2 separate regions of the Homo sapiens genome follow, and region 2 is linked to region 1. Evidence: chromatin loops called from intact Hi-C (ENCODE). Cell type or tissue: heart left ventricle. All regions are shown on one strand. Links, peaks and the distances in the headings refer to the core of each region. The heading gives the core; the rest is flanking DNA.

Region 1 (5,983 bases), core at 510-5,509:
ACTATACTCCTATCTCATGTTGAAAGAGTACTAAGAATATAATCAAATATATTCTATTCATAAATGGCCTTAATTTCTGCACAATAAATTAAATTCCCATCAATGTGATTTACATTTGAAGAGTTTTAAGCTTTAACTAACACATGTAGCTCCTCATGAAAAGTGAAAACTTCTCTCTGACATCTAATTTGAAATATTACCTGGCTATGTTGATAAACATTCTCTTTGTTTTCAAGCTCTCTCTAGGTAGTATATCTGGGCAGGAAAAGAAAGAGCTCCATTCATTGAAGCTTCCTCTCTTTCACTAAATTTAATTGGTTTAGAACCATTGTTTTATCCAAATGCAATGTTAACAAATGGACACGTGTAAGCAATAAAAAAGCAGGGTTTTATTCTGAGATTCAGTTATATTCAGTAGGACAGTCAATTCTCTCATTCATATGACTTTATCCAGGAGCTAGTTATTGCAGATGTAGTTATTCCTGAAGGAGAGACAATAACTATATTTAAGGATACCGTATTATCAGAACAGCACGCATGGGCTACATCAGCATGCCAGCGTTGTCCTTCACCTTCTACCCAAGCTCTGTCATATTCTATTCAAAAATGTCACTCAGGCAACCAGCAGGGGGAGGCTTGGAACATAATATAAACAGCGGCTGATATGAAGTATGATTTAGGATCAAACATTTGGGATACATTTACAGTAGGGATATGTGCAAGAAAAGAGGCGCTCCTTCACACCCAGCCAGGAAGCGTATCAGTTTATCCCGTGGAACTTAGCACAAACTTCTCTCCTAGCTCTGTAGACTCGGCGCCCCCTAGGGGTTAGTCGCAAATGCAAAGTTGCACATGCATCCCCTTCTGGCCACATCCCCAGCTCCATCAGAAAGAACTACTTCATTCTACAGTGCAGACCATATACATACATATTCATTCTTACTTTGAAGGATACTGTTTTGGTTCATAAACCACATAGATGCCACTTCTCCTGAATGTATAGCCCCTAAGCCCAGGCCATGTTGCTTTTAAGAATCAACCTTAGTAATACGTGTTTCCTTTATGTTGGCTGACATATTTGATCGCAAGTTGAGTTCTATATAATGTCAGTGTATACCTATAATAGACTCCTAGACCCCTCTTTACAGACAGCCCCTGGACTTTGCTTAGCAAAACAAACTTTGCAATTCACACACATCCAAATTCCAGCACTAGCACTGACTAATTAGGGGACGTTGAACAAGTTATTTAACCTGAGTCTTATTTTCTCAAATCTTTAAAATATACAGAGTCAATAATCACCTGTTAATGATACTATATATTTATAAAAATAAAATTACCTATGTAAAGTCCTAGACACATAATACATATTCAATAAATAGTAATAATTCGTATTTTAAAGTCTTCGGAAAAAAAGAACAAAATGCATTAGCAGATCTTTTACACTTCATTAAACATACTATAGTTTTGTAAATAAGGAAATCACCTTTTTGACTTCGCATCCCAAAGTGCCTGGAAAACTGCATACATATTAGCAATTGAAGGTACATATAGCGAATGAATGGAACAAATATCAGTGTTTTAGGACCGGGTTGCCTCCTTTCACTCTTCCTTCCTTGTGGTAGCATTAATGGCAATAGTACCCCTTCTGGGTTCATTGTATTCTTTCAAAAACTGGAGTTTTTAGCAGAACATATGAAGAGATTAAATTCCACTCAGAGTTATTACATTGTTTACTCAGTCACCTTCTAATCACCCTGTTGCTATTTTAGAATGGCCTTGACTGCCCTGTCTCATAAATTCAGAAGGGAAATTAATCACACATTCTTGCTAGGTGAGATCTTTCCCTGACCCTCTCATCACAGTATTCTGTTTGGCATCTATCATCTTAAACGTATGTATTTCTAGTGGAGGCAAAAAAAAAAAAAAATCTTAGACAGTGATAATACTTTGATCAAAAACTGTCAGAAAATTGCTTTACTCCTGAAAGCCACTGTCCTTACCTACTTTCCTCTCTTCCTTAAAGTGGCAGCCATAAAATTATGCCTTGGAGTTCTCATCAACATGGCATATACAAACGTGGCTGTACATAGTACAGGCCTAGCCGGAAAATGGGCTGTTGTCCCGGGTAATGATCCTGGCGTGTACTGTGGAGGCTAACAAGATTTATCCCAACTATTGATAGCTATATTCTTTTGCTCTTTTATACAAAAATGGGTGATACTTTTGAAATAAGTAGAGAATTATCTTCAGAACAGGTAGCACCAGTGCTCTTCTCAACATTTGTTATCACTAATGATAGAAGCCTTTGGAAGAGCAAAGGGTTACTCTGTATAATATTATTTGCCCATTTGAGCTACCTGGAGATATTTATCACTGTAAATTTTCTACAAAGCATAATTAAAGTATCCCTCAAGAGTTGTATATGTGAAATTAATTATTTAGAACAAGCTGCTACCAGTCTTGGTCACCTGGTAACAGTCTACTGAATGTAAATATCTCATTTTTTACTTAATACTTTTCCATCTGCCTCACCAGTGCCTAGCACTGTGGCTTAGAATTGTGGCCAAGACTACATAAAGATCACATCTTGCATAGAGACGGGTTGTACCTCTCAATGTCAGGAAAGAATGTGTTTGTCCGGACACCAACAGCCTGTAAGTTTAAACTGAAGGCAAGATAATGAGGGAGAAGAATGTGCAGGATAGCTAGAATGGGGAACAGGGAATCACGTGGGAACTGATGGTGAGTGAGAACCAGAGGAGAGAGAAACTGCCTCCAATGCTCAGGTACTGATAAGCAGCACACAAGTAAGAAGAAAAGCACATTTTACTTTACAATAGAGTTACTGTGAGAGCTATCTATGGGACTATGAGGAGAAGCATCAGGGCTGAAAGGCCATGTCCTGCTTAAGTTGAATGACGCCCATGGTTCAGCACAAAAGACAAGAAAAACAGCAGTATGTAATTGTAGGCATTTACCTAGATGGTGCACAATAGAAAACTACTATAGGTTGAAAATGTAGGCGTAATGAGAGATTCCAATTGTATTGAATGATTTTAAATGTCAATTCTTTTCATTAAAAACAGTCCATCTGATATCATATGTCACCCATCTATCTTACATCCTTAGAAGTTAAAGGAGGCAATTAAAAGAAGTATTGTTCCAGATTTTATCATGACTGACAAAGCCAAATTGCAAGCCTAGTTGTGAGAAAAGTGAAGAAGCCTTTTTGTAATCCTTTCCCAGGATCAGAAAATCTGGAAATTACCTCAGATTAAATGAAAACATATTTTTAATTGCTCACAGATTTTTATGAACTTCATTTGGGCTGAAATGCACAGCTCTAGTTCTTTAATTTGGCATACTGTTCTATTGCACTGTATGAGTGCCACGATTTCTTATTTTGCTTCTTGTTTGACATCTAAGTTTTCTCCAAATATGTGTCTATGTAATGCAGAACATGCCTCCATGTTTACACATGCAAGAGATGCCCTACACTCCAGCAGTAGAATTCTTAGATCCTAAGCTGTGTGTATTTGTATTTCTAGAGATTGCTAGATTGTTCTCCATAGCTATGTCCTATCAGGAAAGCATGAGAAGTTTCATTATTCTATACTGTCATCAACACGTGGTCTGTCTGATGGTTTCAGTTTTACTAATCTAATGGTTTAATCTTTTATTTTACAGATTTCTAATGAGATTGAACATGTTTATATGTGTTGATTACATATGTTCCCCTGTGTGTGCATCACATGGTCACATCTTTTGCCCATTTTCTCTTGAATAGATTTTGTGTTTCTTATTTGTTTTGTAGAAATTCTTAATGTATTCCACTTAGTATTCTATTGTTAGCTATATGGGTAACAAATATCTTCTTTCAACATGTGACCTTTTTTAAAATGTAGTCTTTTTTGTGAATGAACATAATATATTGATAAGCTATCTAACTGTTCAATACTATATTTGGAAATCATGGAGAAGTATGTCGTGAGAGTAAAATGAGAGACAAAAATAAGAGCTAGAAATAATGAGATAATGTTAAAATATTCATTTTTATTGTTATCGTTGCCCTTGTTCATTTGTTTTGTTACAGTATAATTAATTTAGCTATTATAAAAATAATGCTGTGTAACTAACTAAATGGCTTACAAAGATGAGCATTCATTCTCACACCTATAGGTCTGCAGCCCAGCTAAGGTTTTGCTAATCTTGGCTGGGGCTGGCTGATAAACTGCTTCAGTCTGTGGTCCAGTTGGCTTTGGCTCCAGACTGAAGGTTAGGTTCAGATCTGCTACATATCATTTTAGGATCAGCAGTTATTTGAAGCACAAACCCATAGAAATGGCAGAAGCCAAGGGGCAAACCGAAATGTTCAAACACATTTTAAAGACTCTGCTCAGATAACTTCCTACTCACATTCCTTTAGCCAAAACCAGTCACATGGCTAATTCCAAAGAGGAGTAGGGAATTGTAGTCTGACTCAAAGGGAAAGAAGAGGTAAGTGAATACATATTCACCAGAAAAAAATGCATCATAACTGAACATAGCATACATGTCCCAAAATAGTGTTGAAAGAATTCTATTTTAAAAAATCTTTTAAAAGGCATATTTGGATGGTAATAGAGATGTCCACACTCAATATTAAAGTTTGCCATAATCATTCACAGAAGAGAATGAAGTGAAAAGAGGGAATGTAATTAATGATGTCCATTTACAGTGAGGTTGTTAGGATCTTTCTGATAGATATTGTGTGGAAATAGATGGATTTTTCTCCTTTCCCAATATTATTTGCCCATTTGAGCTACCTGGAGATATTTATCACTGTAAATTTTCTTACAAAGCATAATTAAGCTATCCCTCAAGAGTTGTATATGTGAAATTAATTTTTTAGAACAAGCTGCTGCCAGTCTTCGTCACCTAGTAACAGTCTACTGAATGTAAATATCTCACCCTGTACTTAATACTTTTCCATCTGCCTTGCCAGTGCCTAGCAAGCACTGTGACTTAGATGACAGGGTTATCAGGGGATACAAATAGCATGAATCCTGAAGTCATTCGTACTGCCTCTTTGTAGAGCTGTCAATGGCTTTATTTCCTCTGTTCATTTACTTGGACATTGCTTTAGGATCTCGAGGGCTTTATATTCAGCAAGAGCTGCTCCGATCTAAATGAAATGGCCAAGCTTTGCTTTTACATTAGATTCTACATGTTTATTTTGGTTTCTAATATTTTAATAAAAATAATATATAAGGTAGAGAAAAACACTAAAAAACACTAAATAAGGATTAAAAAAACTAACCCATTTGTATATGTGTGTGTATATATTTGTATATATATGTGTATATATGTATGCGTATATAATATTTCATAAATATTGTTGAACACTGTTTTCTTTAAATTTGCTTTCCTTATGAATTAATCAGTTGGTTGAAGGCTTTTCAAGTCATCATTGAATTCAAATTTTTTAAAATCTCATCTTTAAGCATTTTATGTAACTTTCTTCAATCAGCAGCTAGAGAGGAGAGATCTCTCACTTGGTATTATCAGAAAGATCATAACAGCCTCACTGTAAAAGGACATTACTAATTACATTCCTTTTTTCACTTAGTTCTATTCTGTAAATGATTATGGCAAGCTTTAATATTGAGTGAGGGCATCTCTATTACTATCCAAATATCACTTTTGAAAGATTTTTAAAAACAGAATTCTTTCAACAGTATTTTGGGACATGTATGCTGTGTTCAGCTGTGATGCATTTTTTTTCTGATCATATAATGGAGCAAAAACAAATATGATTTTTGTCCATGAGATACCAGAGTTCTGCAAAGGCTGTATAGAGCTTAGAGATGCACTTCTGTGTGGCAGAGGCTGGGAAGGGCTGTTTGTACAGTGTGCAATGGGAACACAGAAGAGGGGTACAAGCCAAGGTAAGGGAGAAATGAGGTTACAAAAGACTGCAAGAAAAGGGAAGCCTGAGCTG
Region 2 (5,983 bases), core at 517-5,516, 110 kb after region 1:
AAGATATGACATTAACACTACAGGTCGTTAATTCATTCTGTACAGAAAATAAATATTGTCTTACCAAGTAGGATAGGTTGTTTGTGTGGGGGAAGGGGGAGAATGATTGCTAGTCACAGAGTGTTTATTTCTTTTTTTTTGAGACGGAGTCTCACTTTGTCACCCAGGCTGGAGTGCAGTGGTGCTATCTCGGCTCACTGCAAGCTCCACCTCCTGGGTTCACACCATTCTCCTGCCTCAGCCTCCCGAGTAGCTGGGACTACAGGCGCCCACCACCATGCCCGGCTAATTTTTTGTATTTTTAGTAGAGATGGGGTTTCACCGTGTTAGCCAGGATGGTCTCGATCTCCTGACCTCATGATCGGCCCACTTCGGCCTCCCAAAGTGCTGGGATTACAGGCATGAGCCACCGCACCCGGCTACAGAGTGTTTATTTCTTAAACAAATAATATTATATCCAATTTTATAATGTAGTGTCATATTTACTAAGACAATTTAATCTCATGTTTTCTTTTGTCCAATTCAGAAAGGTGAAGGAAGCAAATAATTTTCCTCTTACAACAGGAAGGAGAAGAATATTAATAACTAATAACATTTGTGGCATGTTTACTACATAGCAGGTACTATACTCAAAATCAACTTATGTTAATAGCTACTTTCATTATCTCCATTTTATGGCTGAGTTATAGGAGGTGCAGAGAAATTAAATGAACTATAAGTGTTACTAATTTGAAAGCAGGTCTGTCTGATATAAATGATAAAAATATCTGAAAAAGGGTCAAGAAGCCTGTAATACGCTGATGCTGTTCCTCTGTGAGGAACTAGAGCCACAGGGATCTCAGGGACCATCTTTCTCATAGCACAAAATGCTGTGCTGTATCTTCCAAAATGTACCTTTCCTGTCAGCATTCTCATTGCTTACTTCTCCATGTCTGGGAACCTCCAGTCTCTGAGAAGCCCATGGCCTTTTGCAAGTGTACCAGATTATAATATATTATTTACTAAACCTGAAATGAATAAGCAGACTTCATTGTAGACACTCTGGACTATGCATTTGCTATCTTTTTCTTGTCTACTTACAAAAGTAATATATACTCATTGTAGAAAATAGAAACTAACACTAAAGAAAAACATCATTAATAATCCTATAAGCCAAATCTAAACCCTGCTACAATTTTGGTGAATAAGAAAGAGTGGGGAGGGGGTAAATTTTTTTAAACAGGAAATGAGGAAAATTCTATATACATTCTTTGGAAACTTGATTTTTAATTTATTATGTCCAAGTATATTTGCTCATGTTGTTGAATAAATTTCCAATTGCTTCAGTACATTCATAATTGCTAATATTTCTCAAGAATTTCTTTATCTGCTTGGCAATGTACTTTATAGTAGTACTTCTCACATATCAGTCTACCAGGACTACTTAAGGACCTATTGTGTTAATGTGGGTGAGAAAATGAAAGTCTGAATAGGATACTTTTACTGAGAATATTGAGAAATAGACCTGCTTGAATTTAGGAGTTAAGAGTGGCATTGTTGATGATGAACAAATCAAATAGTTGATTTGTCTGACGGGAGTGAAGAAAAGAGAGTAGTGAAGAAAAGGTGTCTTCCAAGGTGTCTGGCTATAGCAACTGAATGCATGGTAGTTCCATGCACTCTGAGGAGAGAATACTGGGAGAGGGCCAGACTTGGTAAGAACAAAGAGGAAGCTAGGTTTTGTGGAGCATGAAGCTTATGCAATTTGCCCACCTTATTTAAACCATGTGACTATGAACATATTGCTACATTACTTCCATGACATTGGAGGAAACCTGTGCTTATGAGGCTTATGTTTGAGCCTTATTGGTTAAATCTCCCACTTGATATGGAGTTCACTTTTGGACCTGTTGAATGCAAGGGACATCCAAATAGAGTTGTGCAATAAGCAGTTCAAAAATACAGAGATGTCTTATTTACAATTGCAAGCACAATGCTTGGCATGAAATAGCACACAGTGCTTAAGAATAGAATAAAGTAATTGTCTCAATACTGTCTTCTCATGATTAAGGAGGATGAATGGAAGCAGATTGCCTAGAAACAACTCATTCCATACTTCTGGACTGGGAAGAAATAAATGGTAATGAACAATTGAATGTTACCTCACAGAAAAGTACAAATGATAGCTGTTGCCCTGCCGAAGGGGGACATGTTGCCAGCCATGACAAAACAAGGCTCCAGCGTCACTCTTACTCCTCCAAAGGATGACTGGAGAACATTTACATTCATCCTGGTTTATGATTCCTCCATCTCTTCAGCCTTCAAATTAATTTACCAGAAAAACTAAAGAGTACTATAGTGGACCTTAAAAGTATTTTTCTCCTTTTAAAAAAATACCGAAGAATCAATATTTCTCTTGAGATTATGATGAGCCTTATAGCTTACTGGCTTTAGGTATATTAATTACTAGAAGAACATCTTGAAAGTTTACCTCTCTAATGCTCTACTTCTGAACAATTTGTTGTTAACTGTTATCTGCGAGGGAAAATAGACATGGTTTACATAGTGCCAAAAATGTGTCAGGCTCAATGAGAGACCAGATGTACTGCCAATTTGAAGATGGAGAATTCCAGACTCAGTTTCATTTCATCACCCAAGGGCATATACTAGTAAACAAGAACAGGAATTCAAAAGCAGGTTGTTATTATTGCCCTTGCTTATTCTCAAAGCCCATGCTCTTTCTAGTATATGAGGCTGCCTCAGCTCAAGATTTTAAGATTATTACTAATAAGAAATATTTATTGAGGAAAATGCTGGGAAAGGCTACCAACAGTGAAGAGTTTATTATCTCTAGATGTTGCCTAAGGGAGCCAGCAATAGGTCCTTCCCCAACTGTGTGGGCAGGTGAAGGACATGTCTACCACCCTATGCTCTGGGACTTGAGATGGTTGGAAGAAAGTCAGCAGTCATTTTTCTCCCTCCAAACTTTACCCTAACAAAGTTCTGATCCCAGAAGGGAAAGGATTGGCACTTTGACACACCATTTTTAGAGATTGCTAAAGATTAACAAGAACCCAATCAGAGTCACTCTGGCAGAGGTAACTAGCTGTTCACCTAAAAATTCACATTCCATCTTCCAGAAACTCTTAAGTGACAAACTGCTTAGCAAGAAACTCTATTTCCCAGTCCCACTGCAACAATATGCCATATGGGCATATGACTACTTTTTGCCTATGAAATCAGACTAGAAAGGACATGGTTTCAACGTACAGTGTATAAGAATCAGTTGGAGCATTTTCATTCTGGTTTCCTCTCACGGGTTTGATGCAGGGGACTCTGGGGGCTCTAGCAGATGACAGAACATCAAGTTAGCAGAAGCCTGAATCCCTAAATGATTATGTGGAAGAAATTCACCTAGTGGCTAGGTATGTCTATATTGCACTGTAAACTGGAACTATCGCACTATAAGCTTTTTTGGTGTTAATCACTGGTGGTTATGGCAGCTAATGTTACCCTAACTGATTCCCAGAGCCAAAAGAAACAATGAATACATCACCAATGGTAACGAGGAATAAACAGAACTGAAAGAAGCAATTATTGGCTATATTTATGCAAATAAACATTTGGCTGGATCACAGGAACCTGTGAGGGTGATATAATTCCAGGTTGAGTTCAGCTGAGGGCAAAGGCACCAGCTCAGATTAATCCTTGCTCAGTACAAACTAAAAGCAAACTGAATACTAAGCATTTTATCGCCCTTTCAAAATACTTAGCATGTGCTGTTCTCTCTGTGGACATGTCTCTGGCTACCTGAAGGCATCCAGCATGTGAAAAAACAACTCAGACCACACATTTTCCACCTATGTTCTTCGGGATGTGCTGGAGATGATATGTGAAGAGAAAGAGACTCAGCTTAAGACCCGACAATTCCGGTAACCCATCTACATACATAGTAGCCCACTTAGAATGTCATAGTGCCATTTGGTCACTCATATTTTAAATGTTTCCTCTAAGGAGTTGGCAGTAATAAATGAAGGCAAAGGTTAAAAGCAATTTCCAGACCCACCATGTCTTGATAATTCCAACTCTCGGTTGTCACTTATTGATCTAGCTGGCAGAACCAGAGTGTGCTCTTTAAACACATTTGTCCCTGTGTAATTGCTGTGCACACATTCTGTGCTCTGGAGGTATGGGATTGATACCCGTCCGTCAACTCTCTGGCAAAGAAGGAACTATAATCCCATTTCAGGGACTGAGCCTTGCCATCTTCTAAGGGTTCAAATGTGCCTTTATAGATATTTCACTGAACTAATAGGAATGAGAAGATATTATCTCACATTTGGCAAGTTGCTATGAAGTCATAACTTAAATTAAGCACAAGGCTGATGTTCTCACCATAAGACAGTAAGTTGCTTGTCTGGTTATTTGTTAGCTGAGCAATTCTGGGAAGAGAATGAAAAACATTTTGTTGATGAGAATCTGTATTCATCAGTTTTTGTACAAGACTAAGAACTCGGCATGCTTTTACATTGGAAATTTGGTAATTAATATCAGGTATGTGGTTTCATTTCATGGTTTTAAATTGTGCAATTCTTTCAGTTGCTAAATCTGTACCTGTTCAATGAGTTTTAAAAGGAAAACTCGTGTAAAAGGAAAATATGTTTTTTGTAAAAAATTGAAATGACAGAAAAGCAAAAATTGAACAAAATCATCCTTAGTACTACTTTTATCATTTTCTAGTTTTCCAACTAGGAGTTTTCTATACATATTTATACATGATTGAGAGTGTATGTGCACAAATATATTCATTATTCTTTTTACTAAATTTTTAAAACTGGTTTCTCACTTTGCTTTATTACACTGTCTTCAAATGTGTCAGGCTTGCAAGTAACTCACTTGCAGTTTCCTCTGCCATGGCTCTTCCTCTACCCATTCTCATGCTTTGCTCCTTCACCTACTTTAATTTTTATTCAAGTTTTACTTTCTCAATACCCCTTTTCTTCCTTTATTTTTATTTCTAGATTTTCACTATGCAAAGTATTATTTACTTTACATATAGAATGTTAGCAATGGATAAATAATATTATATCATGCTTATCTATTACACTTTAGCTCACCCTCTATGCTTCTGTTTATGTTGTTTCATATTTTATTGCAAAAATTTGTTGTTAATATTTAATTGGGGCTATGAGTGAGAGATAGACTTTTTCAGTATAAAAATCAGTGAGAAAAAAGATAGAAACCTACATGTTTGGTTAAATAAAAATAAAAATTTTTATATAGCAAAAATATCAAAATCTGAAAAAAATGACAAATTTTAGAGAATGTGGCTGTATTTATTTTGAATATAGAAAAATCAGTTTGCATTTCTATGTATTCATCTTTACTTCATAGATTGCTCCATCAATATTAAGCTCAGAACAATTCCTCTCTCCTTGGAAATTTAACAAATATTTATATTTATCTCATTTCATATTTCTTATGATTTGATTTTTTTCAATTTGCCCTTAGATGCATCCGTAAATTTAATTATTTGTTAGCTTGTGTTTGTTTTTAAATTACTAACTCTTGCAGATATCGGTTGTTCCTTACCTGTATCAAACTAATTCCCTCTTCCTCTGTTAACAGCATCCTGATTTTCCATTGGGGAGTAAGTCAACCTTCCTTGGATAGTAGCATAGGGACCTTTATTGTACATAAGTAACCTGGACTTGGACAGAGTCAATGAATTTATCCACGAATGGGTATCTGCCTTCAGTCCAGTGAAAATCAACCAGGTACTTCTGTACAGCCCGAGGGGGAATATGTCCTTTTCTCTGCCTGAAGTTGCCCATGGTCATGTTTGTGATTATACGGGGTAAACTGAGAATAAAATAATCACATACAAAAGAAGAATCAAAAAAATGAGATATGATCTTGATAACCTAATTTAAACTCTAAGTAATTCTCATAACAGGATTTAGTGAACATTCTAACCCTTTTCCAACAACCCATCCTGCTACAT

Evidence for each region. A loop is a pair of places that touch in the nucleus more often than their neighbours do. Peaks named below come from ENCODE experiments on the same cell type or tissue, not always from the same donor. Only the 100,000 strongest peaks of a DNase experiment are listed, where the experiment ranks them.
Region 2: a loop joins it to region 1, with 7 times the contacts of the local background. A loop is called at or near these places in 9 of 110 quality-filtered maps.

Annotation. Positions count from the first base shown.
Region 1 is chr18:1,663,484-1,669,466 of GRCh38, forward strand. No RefSeq gene overlaps it. Among named protein-coding and RNA genes, the nearest start is that of LINC00470, 310 kb to the left of the region's middle. RefSeq lists a silencer at 585-879. In heart left ventricle, for the core only: a CTCF peak has its summit at 781 (motif pointing left); a DNase peak (open chromatin) is centred at 818; H3K27ac peaks cover 444 bases.
Region 2 is chr18:1,776,107-1,782,089 of GRCh38, forward strand. LOC105371959 (a long non-coding RNA gene) reads left to right here and starts at 3,416. Exons shown (of 3, transcript XR_935093.3): 1 at 3,416-3,911; 2 at 4,412-4,533; 3 at 5,608-5,983. In heart left ventricle, for the core only: no CTCF peak of the experiment used is centred there; no DNase peak of the experiment used is centred there; H3K27ac peaks cover 295 bases.